Regions from separate parts of the Homo sapiens genome. Here all the other regions are linked to region 1. A link is an interaction called in ENCODE POLR2A ChIA-PET data of the cell type or tissue named here. Cell type or tissue: PC-9. All regions are shown on one strand.

The links. ChIA-PET counts read pairs that join two places held together with the same protein. Peaks named below come from ENCODE experiments on the same cell type or tissue, not always from the same donor. Only the 100,000 strongest peaks of a DNase experiment are listed, where the experiment ranks them.
Region 2: POLR2A ChIA-PET joins it to region 1 with 7 read pairs; 2 of 35 experiments call an interaction of 5 or more read pairs at or near these places.
Region 3: POLR2A ChIA-PET joins it to region 1 with 5 read pairs; 2 of 35 experiments call an interaction of 5 or more read pairs at or near these places.

Annotation. Positions count from the first base shown.
Region 1 is chr1:25,424,139-25,428,138 of GRCh38, reverse strand. It overlaps a transcript of RHCE not described here. Among named protein-coding and RNA genes, the nearest start is that of MACO1, 4.8 kb to the left of the region's middle. In PC-9, no CTCF peak of the experiment used is centred here; a DNase peak (open chromatin) is centred at 2,428; H3K27ac peaks cover 1,851 bases.
Region 2 is chr1:25,603,367-25,607,366 of GRCh38, reverse strand. No RefSeq gene overlaps it. Among named protein-coding and RNA genes, the nearest start is that of MAN1C1, 11 kb to the left of the region's middle. In PC-9, no CTCF peak of the experiment used is centred here; no DNase peak of the experiment used is centred here.
Region 3 is chr1:25,317,327-25,321,326 of GRCh38, reverse strand. The region is part of intron 8 of RHD (Rh blood group D antigen); the gene reads right to left. It also overlaps a transcript of RSRP1 not described here. Among named protein-coding and RNA genes, the nearest start is that of TMEM50A, 19 kb to the left of the region's middle. In PC-9, no CTCF peak of the experiment used is centred here; no DNase peak of the experiment used is centred here.

The DNA.
Region 1 (4,000 bases):
GTCTAGCCTACTATTAAATAGACCCTGACAGGGCATCTCATGCTGTGGCAAAAGTGCGGAGTGGCTGGGAGCAATGGAGGTTGTGGCTGAGAGTTACTGTTGAGCTCTAGGACTATGTGGAAGCAGAGAAAGGGCAGAGAAAATCTGAGGGTGATGGCTGACAAACAATCTGAAGGTCTGGAGGTCTAAGTTCCAATCCCAATTCACATGGCAACTCACTAGTGTCCTTGGTTGAGTCACCAGCCCACCCTGTGCCAAGATCTCCTCTGGAGGTGGTGCTTCTAGTTCTATGTTTAGAAGCAGATTGTGCTAGCTCCATTTTACAAATGAGAAAACTGAGGCTGAGAGGAAACAAGGTCACATAATAGGTGTGGTAGAGCAATCTAGCTCAAAGCACAAGCTGAGCAAGCTGTGGTGCCTGTATATAGCTATTGATGGGTAGAGTTGGGGTGAGATGATGGGAATGGCCTTCTTGCCAAGACCCAAGGAGAGGCCAGAGCAGGACTGCCCATCTCCATACTCTTCCTCTTTCACTCCTCCAGACCCAGCTCTTTTTTCCATGACCCACTCTAGCACAAGCCCTTTTGGCTCCAGCCAAGTGCCAGCCTTTTTCCTCTGAGTCCTGAAATGGCCCTTTGGGATTCTAAGGGCACAGAAGTGGGCCTCCTGCCAGAAGGCCCCAGCTCCCCACACCTTCACCAGTCAGGAAGCAGAGATCAGCAGTGGCCATTTTACAAATGAGTGAAACAAGGAAGGGAAGTAATTTGCCCTCATTCAAAAGACCAAGGCCTACAGAGGAATTTAGGCTTGTCCCTCCTTCTGGGACTTTCTGATGAAGGGATTTGCACTTGGGCTTCAGCTGAGCCCAGAACAGCTCTAGAGGCCAGATCATTAAACCCTGTTTCACATATAAGGAAATGGTATTCCCACCTCTGTCAGCCCGTTCAATCCCCGCAAGCCCACTAGCTGTCTTGAGCTTTGTTCCTGCCCTGTAAGAATCACAGAAAAGTCCAAACATTTCGATGGCCACCTCTTAACACATGTACCTGTATCCCCTAGAGAAACCTATTTTTTTTTTTTTTGAGATGGAGTCTTGCTCTGTCACCCAGGCTGGAGTGCAGTGGTGCATTCTCAGCTCACTGCAATCTCTGCCTCCTGGGTTCAAGTGATTCTCCTGCCTCAGCCTCCAGAGTAGCTGAGACTATAGGCACACGCCACCACGCCTGGATAATTTTTGTGTTTTTAGTAGAAATGGGGTTTTGCCATGTTAGCCAGGCTGGTCTCAAACTCCTGACCTTAGGTGATCCACCTGCCTTGGCCTCCCAAAGTGCTGGGGTTACAGGCGTGAGACACCACACCAGGCCAGAACCATGTTAATGGAAGATGTTCACTGTAGTGTTTAGAACAGGGCTAGTTTGGGAGAGGACTGACCAAACACTTTATCACATATCCTTACCATGGAAGTCAGTGTGGCATGGAGGATGATTATACACAGCACTAACTATGGCAGCCGCCACTCCAAGTATCAGATACATTTTGTTTTAATCCTCACAACAATCCTATGAGATAGAGATTACTAGCACCATATTACAGATGAGGACACTGTGGCACAGAGGAGTTAAGGCACTTGCCTAAGGTCACATAGTAACAGAGTTGGGAATTCAAATCCAGGCAGTCTGCTTTCAGTGCCTGGGCTCTTTAACCACCATGTTATATTGTTGTAGAAAGATTTTCCTGGCTTGGAAACTGCTTATGATATAGAGTTCATGAAAATAGCAAGTTACCAAACAGTATGTGCTGTGTAATCCCATTTTTGTAGGGAGAAAAACAAGGCCTAAATCGACAGGAATAGAAAAACATCTGAAAGGATATACACTCAAAACATAGTGCTGGTTTTTGGAGAGACTGAAATGGACATTTTATGTTAGCTTTATGCATCTGTATTTTCAAAGTTTCTACAGTAAACTTGCCAAGCTTGTGTGATAATCATAATTGCTAACATTTATGGAGTGTTTTCTACACATCTGACACTTTATGCACTGCCTCGTTGAATCTTCACAACAACCCAGTGAGATTGACACTGATTTTCTGCCTTTCCAGATGAGGAAACAGGCACAGAGACACTGACTGTTTTACCCAAGGTCACACAGCTCATTCCAAAGCCAGAATTTGAACCAGGTTGCCTAACTCCAAAGCTCATGTGTGTTAAATCAATGAACGACTGACTTAGCTGCACTTTAGCCAAACGTGCCCAGAGCAAGGTCACACCCTTGGCGTGGACACATTTCCAGGGAGGGACCGGAGGACCTCCTACCTCATTGGTCACTGCCAGTGACTGAGCTTGACTCAGGTAGGAGGGCATGGCAGGTATTCTCAGGGAGTCTGGTGTTTACAGAAAAGTCATGATTACACGTGAAAGCTGTGGGCTCCCTGGCTTGATTCACCACACCTGCAGGAAGCCTGGCTGCTCAGACCAGCACGCCGTGGACATAGCACCACTTGCTCAGCTTCATTTCCGTAACTCAGGCTGCCAGGCCTGCTGACAAATTTTCACGTTTGTAATAACCCTGTGAGGAGACCAGAGTACATCTTACTTGACTCATAAGGAAATTGAGACTGGGTGATTTAGTAACTTGGGAGGCAGAATTGCAAAGTGATTAGCAACACAAGCCATGGTGTCAGATGGATCTGGGTTAGGTCCCACCTCTGCCGTTTATTAGCTGTGTGGCTTTGGGTACTCACGCCACCTCTCTGAGCAGCAGTTTCCTCTTTTGTAAGCGTAATGATGCCTACACTCACAGGCTTGAGAGGAAGATCCGATGAAATAGCATATGCAAAATGATTGGTTCCGTGCTTGGCATTCCAGAAATGGTAGCTGTTATTCAGCCAACAAATATTTATTGAGCACCTACTATGGACTTCCCTGGTGCTGAGGATACAACAGCAACCACAGCAGTCAAAAGTCCCTGTCTTTATGTTGCTCAGATTCTCATAGGGGAAAGCAGATAATGAACAAATACACGGCCAGACGCAGTGGCTCACGCCTGTAATCCCAGTACTTTGCGAGGCCAAGGTGGGCAAGTCACCTGAGGTCAGGAGTTCGAGACCAGCCTAGCCAACATGGTGAAACCCTGTCACTACTAAAAATACAAAAATTAGCGCAGTGTGGTGGCTCATGCCTGTAGTCCCAGCTACTTGGGAGGCTGAGGAAGGAGAATCGCTTGAACCTAAAAGGCAGAAGTTGCAATGAGCCAAGATCGTGCCACTGCATTCCAGCCTGGGTGACAGAGTACTCCATCTAAAAAAAAAACCTAAATACACAAGTAAAAATATAGACTTCGTCAGATGCTAGTAAGTGCTGTGAAGGAAACTAAAAGGGGAACACAAGGAACCCTTGTCAAGGGGAGCAGAAAGGGGAGTTGATGCTGTCCTTTTAAATAGGGCAATCAGAGGCCAGGCACAGTGGCTCACACTTATAATCCCAGCACTTTGGGAGTTCGAGGCAGGTGGATCACTTGAGGTCAGGAGTTCAAGACCAGCCAGGCCAATGTGGTGAAACCCTGTCTCTACTAAAACTACAAAAACTAGCCAGGTGTGGTATCGCGTGCCTATAATCCCAGCTACTCGGGAGGCTGAGGCGGGAGAATCGCTTGAACCTGGGAGGCGGAGGTTGCAGTGAGCCGAGATTGTGCCATTGCAGTCCAGCCTGGGCAACAAGAGCAAAACTTCATCTAAAAAAAAAACACAGCAAAAAAGGGCAGTCAGGGAAAACTTCCCTGAGAAGGGGATGGTGGAGTACAGATCCAGGGAGGTGAGGTGGGGAGCAAGCCAGTACAGTTGTTCCTTGACTTTCGATGAGGTTATGTCCTGATAAAGCCATGGTAAGTAGGAAATATTGTAAGTCAAAAATGCATTTAATACACCTAACCTACGGAACATCATAGCTTAGTGTCACCTACCTTAAACATGCTTAGAACGCTTACATTAGCCTACGGTTGGG
Region 2 (4,000 bases), 180 kb before region 1:
GACAGAACTTTCTTCCCATTTAAGGCTGAATAATATTCCATCGTGTGTATCTGCCACATTTTCCCTGTCCATTCATCCATCGATGCACACTTGGTTTGCTTCTATGTTTTCGTTATTGTGAATATGCTGCTATGAATATGAGTATGGGTATATAAATGTTGACTCGTTATGATATGTGTGTTGTTGTTGTTAAAATGGAATTGTACCATGCTCACTGCTTAGGCAGTCTGCTTTTTCTAATGTACCAATATGTCAGGAGCATTTCCATGAAATTAAATACTCTTCTACTTAATTGTTCTGAACAGCCAAATAGTACTTCTTATGTGGCTCTATGATTATTTATTTACCCAATCTGCTACCGTTAGACATTTAGGTCATTTCTAATTGTTAATTACATTTGACAAATAGTTTCTCCTTCTCATAATGCCTCATCTCTAACACAGCAGACAGTAGGAGGATACATTCAGATGGAAGACGGCGTGGTCACCCCAGGGCATCCACTGTCACCAGGGTTTTGCCACAGAAGACCCAATATCTTTGTAGCTGTGGAGGGCATAACCTTCTCTGGGCATTGCAAGGAGAGCTGTGCACAGCTGTGCAAAGAGTGTTGGAGTCACGGGGCCGTGAGCAGTTCTGGGTCCTGCCACATTCAAGCCCTCAGACATCCACTCTGAGCCTGTTTTCTTATTTGGAAAATGAGGATAATGATACTGGCCCCTTGGCATTTTTTTATTTTTTAAATTGACAAATACAACTTGTATACATTTATGGTGTACAGCACGATGTTTTGACATCTATGCACATTGTGGAATGGCTAAATCAAGCTAATTTATATATGCATTATCTCACCTATTTATGGAGAGAACACTTAAAGTCTCCTCTCAGCAGTTTTCAAGTATATAATACATAGCTATTAACTATAGACACCAGGTTGTACAATCGATCCTTGAACTTATTTTTCCTGTCTAAGTGAAATTTTGTATTCTTTGACCAACATCTTCCAATCCTCTCCCCTCCTCGCCCCTGATAACCACCATGCTGCTTTCTGCTTCTATGAGTTTGACTTTTTTAGATTTCAGTTTTCAGTGAAATCACACAGTATTTGTCTTTCTGTGTCTGGCTTATTTCACTTAACAATGTCCTCCAGGCTCATTTTCTTTATCCGTTCATTTGTTGATGGACACTTAGGTTGATTCTGCATCCTTGGCTATTTGAATAATACTGCAACAAAATGGGAGTACAGATATCTCTTGGACTGACTTGATTTCATTTCCTTTGGATACATACCTAGTAGTGAGATTGTGGGATCATATAGTAGTTCTATTTTTAGTTTTTTGAGGAACTTCCATACTGTTTTCCCTAATGGCTATTTTTTTTTAAGTCAGAGTCTCACTCTTGCCCAGGCTGGAGTGCAGAGGTGCAATCTCAGCTCACTACAACCTTTGCCTCCCAGGTTCAAGCGATTCCCCTGCCTCAGCCTCCTGAGTAGCTGGGACTACAGGCATGCACTACCATGCCTGCCTAATTTGTGTATTTTTAGTAGAGACGGGGGTTTCACCATATTGGCCAGGCTGGTCTCAAACTCCTGACCAGCCCATAATGGCTATTCTAATTTACACTCCCACCAACAGTGTATAGGTTTCCTTTTTTCCACATCCTTGCCAACACTTGGTATCTTCTGTCTTTTTTATAACAGCCATTCTAACAGGTATTAGGTGATATCTTGTGGTTTTAATTTGCATTTCTCTGATGATCAGTGATGCATTTTTTCATATACCTGTTGTCCATTCATATGTCTTTTTTTGAGAAATGTCTATTCAAGTCCTTTGCCCATTTTTTAATTGAGTCATTTGTTTCCTTGCTATTAAGTTGAGTCACTTATATATTTTGGATGTTAACCCCTTATCAGATGCATAGTTTGCGAATAATTTCTCCAATTCCATTGGTTCTGTCTTTACTGTGTTGATTGTTTCTTTTACTGTGCAAAAGCTATCTAGTTTGATGTAGTCCCATTTGTCTATTTTTGCTTTTGTTGCCTATGCTTTTGGGATCATATCCAAAAAACCATCACCCAGACTGTCACGGAGCTTTCCCCCTATGTTTTCTTCTAGTAGTTTTCTTCTAGTGTTGAAGTCTTTCATCAATTTTGAGTTGATTTTGATGTAAGAGAAGGGTCCAATTTCATTCTTCCACATGTGGATATCCAGTTTCCCCAACACCATTTCTTGGAGAGGCTATCTTTTCCCCATTGTGCATTCTTGGCCCCTTGATGTTGTTGTGGAGGTTAAGTTAGACTGACTGTGAATTCTGTTAAGGAAGTTAGGCTGAGCACACAGACAGAGCTCTGCCTTCTCCCGATGCTCCACTAAACTCGAAGGCAAAAAGGATTATTTATTTATTTATTTATTTATTATTTATTTATTATTATTTTTTAATTGATCATTCTTGGGTGTTTCTCGCAGAGGGGGTTTTGGCAGGGTCACAGGACAATAGTGGAGGGAAGGTCAGCAGATAAACAAGTGAACAAAGGTCTCTGGTTTTCCTAGGCAGAGGACCCTGCGGCCTTGTGTCCCTGGGTACTTGAGATTAGGGAGTGGTGATGACTCTTAAGGAGCATGCTGCCTTCAAGCACCTGTTTAACAAAGCACATCTTGCACCGCCCTTAATCCATTCAAACCTGAGTGGACACAGCACATGTTTCAGAGAGCACAGGGTTGGGGGTAAAGTCACAGATCAACAGGATCCCAAGACAGAAGAATTTTTCTTAGTACAGAACAAAATGAAAAGTCTCCCATGTCTACCTCTTTCTACACAGACACGGCAACCATCCGATTTCTCAATCTTTTCCCCACCTTTCCCCCCTTTCTATTCCACAAAACCGCCATTGTCATCATGGCCCGTTCTCAATGAGCTGTTGGGTACACCTCCCAGACGGGGTGGTGGCCGGGCAGAGGGGCTCCTCACTTCCCAGTAGGGGCGGCCGGGCAGAGGTGCCCCTCACCTCCCAGACGGGGCGGCTGGCCGGGCAGGGGGCTAACCCCCCACCTCCCTCCCGGACGGGGCGGCTGTCCGGGCGGGGGGCTGACCCCCCCACCTCCCTCCCGGACGGGGCGGCTGGCCGGGCGGGGGGCTGACCCCCCCACCTCCCTCCCGGACGGGGTGGCTGGCCGGGCAGAGGGGCTCCTCACTTCCCAGTAGGGGTGGCCGGGCAGAGGCGCCCCTCACCTCCCGGATGGGGCGGCTGGCCAGGCGGGGGGCTGACCCCCCCCACCTCCCTCCCGGACGGGGCGGCTGGCCTGGCGGGGGCTGACCCCCCCCACCTCCCTCCCGGACGGGGTGGCTGCCGGGCGGAGACGCTCCTCACTTCCCAGACGGGGCGGCTGCCGGGCAGAGGGACTCCTCACTTCCCAGACGGGGTGGTTGCCGGGCGGAGGGGCTCCTCAGTTCTCAGACGGGGCGGCCGGGCAAAGACGCTCCTCACATCCCAAACGGGGCGGCAGGGCAGAGGCACTCCCCACATCTCAGACGATGGGCGGCCGGGCAGAGACGCTCCTCACTTCCTAGATGGGATGGCGGCCGGGCAGAGACGCTCCTCACTTTCCAGACTGGGCAGCCAGGCAGAGGGGCTCCTCACATCCCAGACGATGGGCGGCCAGGCAGAGACGCTCCTCACTTCCCAGACGGGGTGGCGGCCAGGCAGAGGCTGCAATCTCGGCACTTTGGGAGGCCAAGGCAGGCAGCTGGGAGGTGGAGGTTGTAGCCAGCCAAGATCACGCCACTGCACTCCAGCCTGGGCACCATTGAGCACTGAGTGAACGAGACTCCGTCTGCAATCCCGGCACCTCGGGAGGCCGAGGCTGGCGGATCACTCGTGGTTAGGAGCTGCAGACCAGCCCAGCCAACACAGCGAAACCCCGTCTCCACCAAAAAAATACGAAAACCAGTCAGGCGTGGCGGCGCGCACCTGCAGTCGTAGGCACTTGGCAGGCTGAGGCAGGAG
Region 3 (4,000 bases), 110 kb after region 1:
GTGTACTGAGCAGTACATGAGAGCCACAGATCTGACGCCCTTCCCCAGATGGAGTAAAAGGGCCCCACGAAAGCTGATCCATGTAAGACATATGGGCTACTATGGAGGGTGACTCCAATTGGGTGCTCCTATAGGTCTGTCTTCTCTGGCTCCAGTCAACTCCTGGGAACCTCAGCTTAAGATTCCACTTGTGTAGTTAGGAAAGTAGCTTATAACTTGCTTAAGTGCCTGTCCTTCCTTTTCCCCATCTTTTTAAGTGTCTTTGATTTTATTTTTTATTTTTGGGACAGAGTCTCATTCTGTTATCCAGGCTGGAGTGCAGTGGCACAATCACAGCTCATTGCAGCCTCAAACTCCCGGGGTCAAGCAACCCTCCCACCTCAGCCTCCCAAGTAGCTGGGACCACAGGTGTGTGCTACCATATCCAGCTCAGTTTTTGGTATTTTTTGCAGAGACAGGACTTAGCCATGTTGCCCAGGCTGGTCTTGAACACCTGAGCTCAAGTGATCTGCCCGCCTTTGCCTTCTAAATGGCTGCGATTACAGGTGTGAGCCACTGTGCCCAACCTCCATTCCCTGTCTACTCTCTGCCCAGATAGCTTGGCCATATGTATTCCTCCAGCTTCCTGAAGTTGGATGAATTTCACAGGACACATGGAATGAGTGCTTCCTTTCACAGGAAGCAAGGAAATGCTCCTGATAGATTTATCTGTGTATTATTAAGGATGATCAGTTCCAGTGTCGTTAACAAGAATGGGCGAGTGCTTAGTGAGATTCGTATTTCCCTTTCGTGGTGCTGCTTTTAGCTGATATTGGCATGCAGGGTACAACCAGCATGACGCAGTTAGCTTGAATTACTCAGTAACGATCTCTGGCGCCTGCATGAATTTTCCAGATAGCTGAGGCTTACTCATCACTGAGGAATATCTGTCTAAAATATATTTTGTCTTCTGAGACAACATTAAACATATTTAGACTTTTTTTAAAAAAAATCAGAACCATCACTAGGAACACCCACTTATAACGTGCCATATAACGTGGAAAAGGTGTGTAGCTGTGGAGGGTTGTTGTTCTAATCTCTCAGCAGCCCAAGCGTTTTGTGTTCTTGTGTCCAGTTTTAAGAATTTGTCGGCCGGTCGCAGTGGCTTATCCCTGTAATCCCAGCACTTTGGGAGGCCAAGGTGGGCGGATCACCTGAGGTCAGGAGTTCGAGACCAGCATGACCAACATGGAGAAACCCTGTCTCTACTAAAAATACAAAATTAGCCGGGTGTGGTGGTGCATGCCTGTAATCCCAGCTACTCGGGAGGCTGAGGCAGGAGAATCACTTGAACCCAGGAGGCTGAGGTTGTAGTGAGCCGAGATAGCGCCATTGCACTCCAGCCTGGGCAACAAGAGCAAAACTGCGTCTAAAAAAAGAAAAAAAAAAGAATTTCTCTTCCTCTGTTAGGCTCTTTGCTTTCACTTCTAACTTCTGCTGGTGTACTTTACCTCTAGAAACCTAGCCCACCTCTAATCTGCTATTTCTAATCTACCTGGGCTGAGAAACCCAATAACTATGCTTGATAGGATTGTTTCTTAAATAAATACAGACAGGCCCATAGAGGGCTCAATTAACAAATTAAATGCTTGTCTTCTGGGAGTCCATTTGGTGCAATTTTGGCTGCTTGAGGAACTTTTTCCCCCTTCCATTGTCCAAGTTGTTTTGTTTCCTTTTTTGAGACAGGGTCTTGCTCTGTTGTCCAGGCTGGAGTGCAGTGGCATGATCTCAGCTCACTGCAACTTCTGCCTCCCAAGCTCAACTGATCCTCCCATCTCAGCCTCCAGAGCAGCTGGGACTACAGGTGTACCACCACGCCTGGCTAATTTTTGTATCTTTTGTAGAGATGGGGTCTCACTATGTTGCCCTGGCTTGAACTCCTGGCCTCAAGCTATTCTCCCACCTCAGCTTCCCAAGGTGCTGGGATTACAAGTATGAGCCACCCAAGTTGTTTTTAATCACCAGTTTGCTCATGTCAAAAACAACATGTAAAGAAGAAAACTTGTTGGTCTTAACTCTTAAAGGAACAATATGATTGTCTTTTCCTCTATTCTCTTTTTTGACTCCAGTGAAGAATAAGAAAAGACCTCCTGGTACTTTGCAAGACAGAGGGCAAGTCAGCACCACTTTGAACATACCAGTGATAACAGTGAATAGTGTGAGTCCCAGGACAGGGTTGCCAAATAAAATGCAGGATACCCAATTCATTTCAAATTTAAAAACAGACACCTTGCATTTTTGCTAAATCCGGCAGCCTTTCCCAGGGTTGGATTGCCAGCTGCCACGAACTGAACGTTAACTTACGGAATTAACGCTACTCCGCCTCTGCTTCTTCACAAAGACTCTGCAAAAAGCTAAGGCCAGACATGGTATATTAAAGCAATTCTAGCCAATCTCACACTCAAAAATTACCCAGGTAACTCCAAAAAGTACCTCCATACAGTTTGTTAAAGCTGGAAGGAAGCCAGCTTAGTTACCATAATCCTTTCATTTTACAGAGAAGCTAACCAAGGCTCAGAGGGAGTAAAGTGACATGCCCAACGTCACACAACTCATAGTGTCTTACGCCATTTGTCTCTTATTTGGCATTCACCTCCTGCTTAGGGACACATATATGGGTGTCTAACCAATAAAAGATGTTTGCTTGTAGAATAAAGGTGAACAGTTCTGGATGGAATGTATATTTTCTTTCTTTTTTTTTTGAGACAGTCTCACTCTGTCACCTAGGCTGGAGGGCAGTGGTGCAACCTCGACTCACTATAACCTCCACCTCCTGGGGTCAAGCCATTCCCCTACTTCAGCCTCCCCAGTAGCTGGGACTACAGGCACACGCCACCACGCCTGGCTAATTTTTGTATTTCTGGTAGAGACAGGGTTTTGCCATGTTGGTCAGGCTGGTCTCGAACTCCTGACCTCAAGTGATCTACCTGTCTCAGCCTCCCAAAGTGCTGGGATTACAGGCGTGAGCCACTGCACCTGGCCTGAATGTGTATTTTCTTTTTTTCTTTTTTTTTAGACAGAGTCTCGGCTCACTGCAACCTCTGCCTCCCGGGTTCAAGCAATTCTACTGCCTCAGCCTCCCAAGTAGCTGGGATCCAACACCACGCCTGGCTTATTTTTTAATTTTTAGTAGAGATGGGGTTTCACCATGTTGGCCATGCTGGTCTTGAATCCTGATCTCAGATGATCTGCCCACTTCGGTCTCCCAAACTGCTGCAATTACAGGTATGAGCCACTGCACCTAGCCACATATTTTCACCTGGCATATAAGTAAAACTGGCTAATTAGCAACTCCCCTAGATTTTTTGCTGTTCTATTTTATTGCAAGAACAGAAACATACTTTTCCCCTTTGTTGAAAGATCTCCAGTGGCTTCCCATCTTTTATAAGGGCCTGCTCCTCACTACCATTCTGCCCTCAACCCCTGCTGCTCCTTCTCACTCCATTCACACCAACCACACTGGTCTCCTTACTGTTCCCTCAACACACAAAGCATGCTGCTGTCTCAGGGCCTTTGCACTTGCTATCCTATTTTCATGGAATGTTCTTCCCCTAACTAAATGCATCGCATATCTCCCTCCTCTTCATTGGGGTCTCTGCTTAAAAGCTAACTACTCAGATAAGCTTTCCCTGACCACCCCCCTAAAAGAACACCCCATCCCACATTGACTCTATGTTTCTCTAGTTTGCTCTGTCTTCACAGCCACTTCTTCCCATCTGGCGTAGTAGACACTTATTTGTCTATTTATTGCTAATACCTTCCCCCACTAGAAGGTCAATTCCATGGGGTCAGGGAATTTGTTTTGCTCACTGCTGTGTCCCCAGTGCCTGGCTCATAGTGGATATTGAATAAATATCTGTTGAATAAAATAGTATTATGGGTGTCCTCAGAAATAAAAGGTAGGCTTTTGGGTGTAAGGATTTTCTCGGGCTTCTGTGCAAAACTGAGTGTGATCACCAGC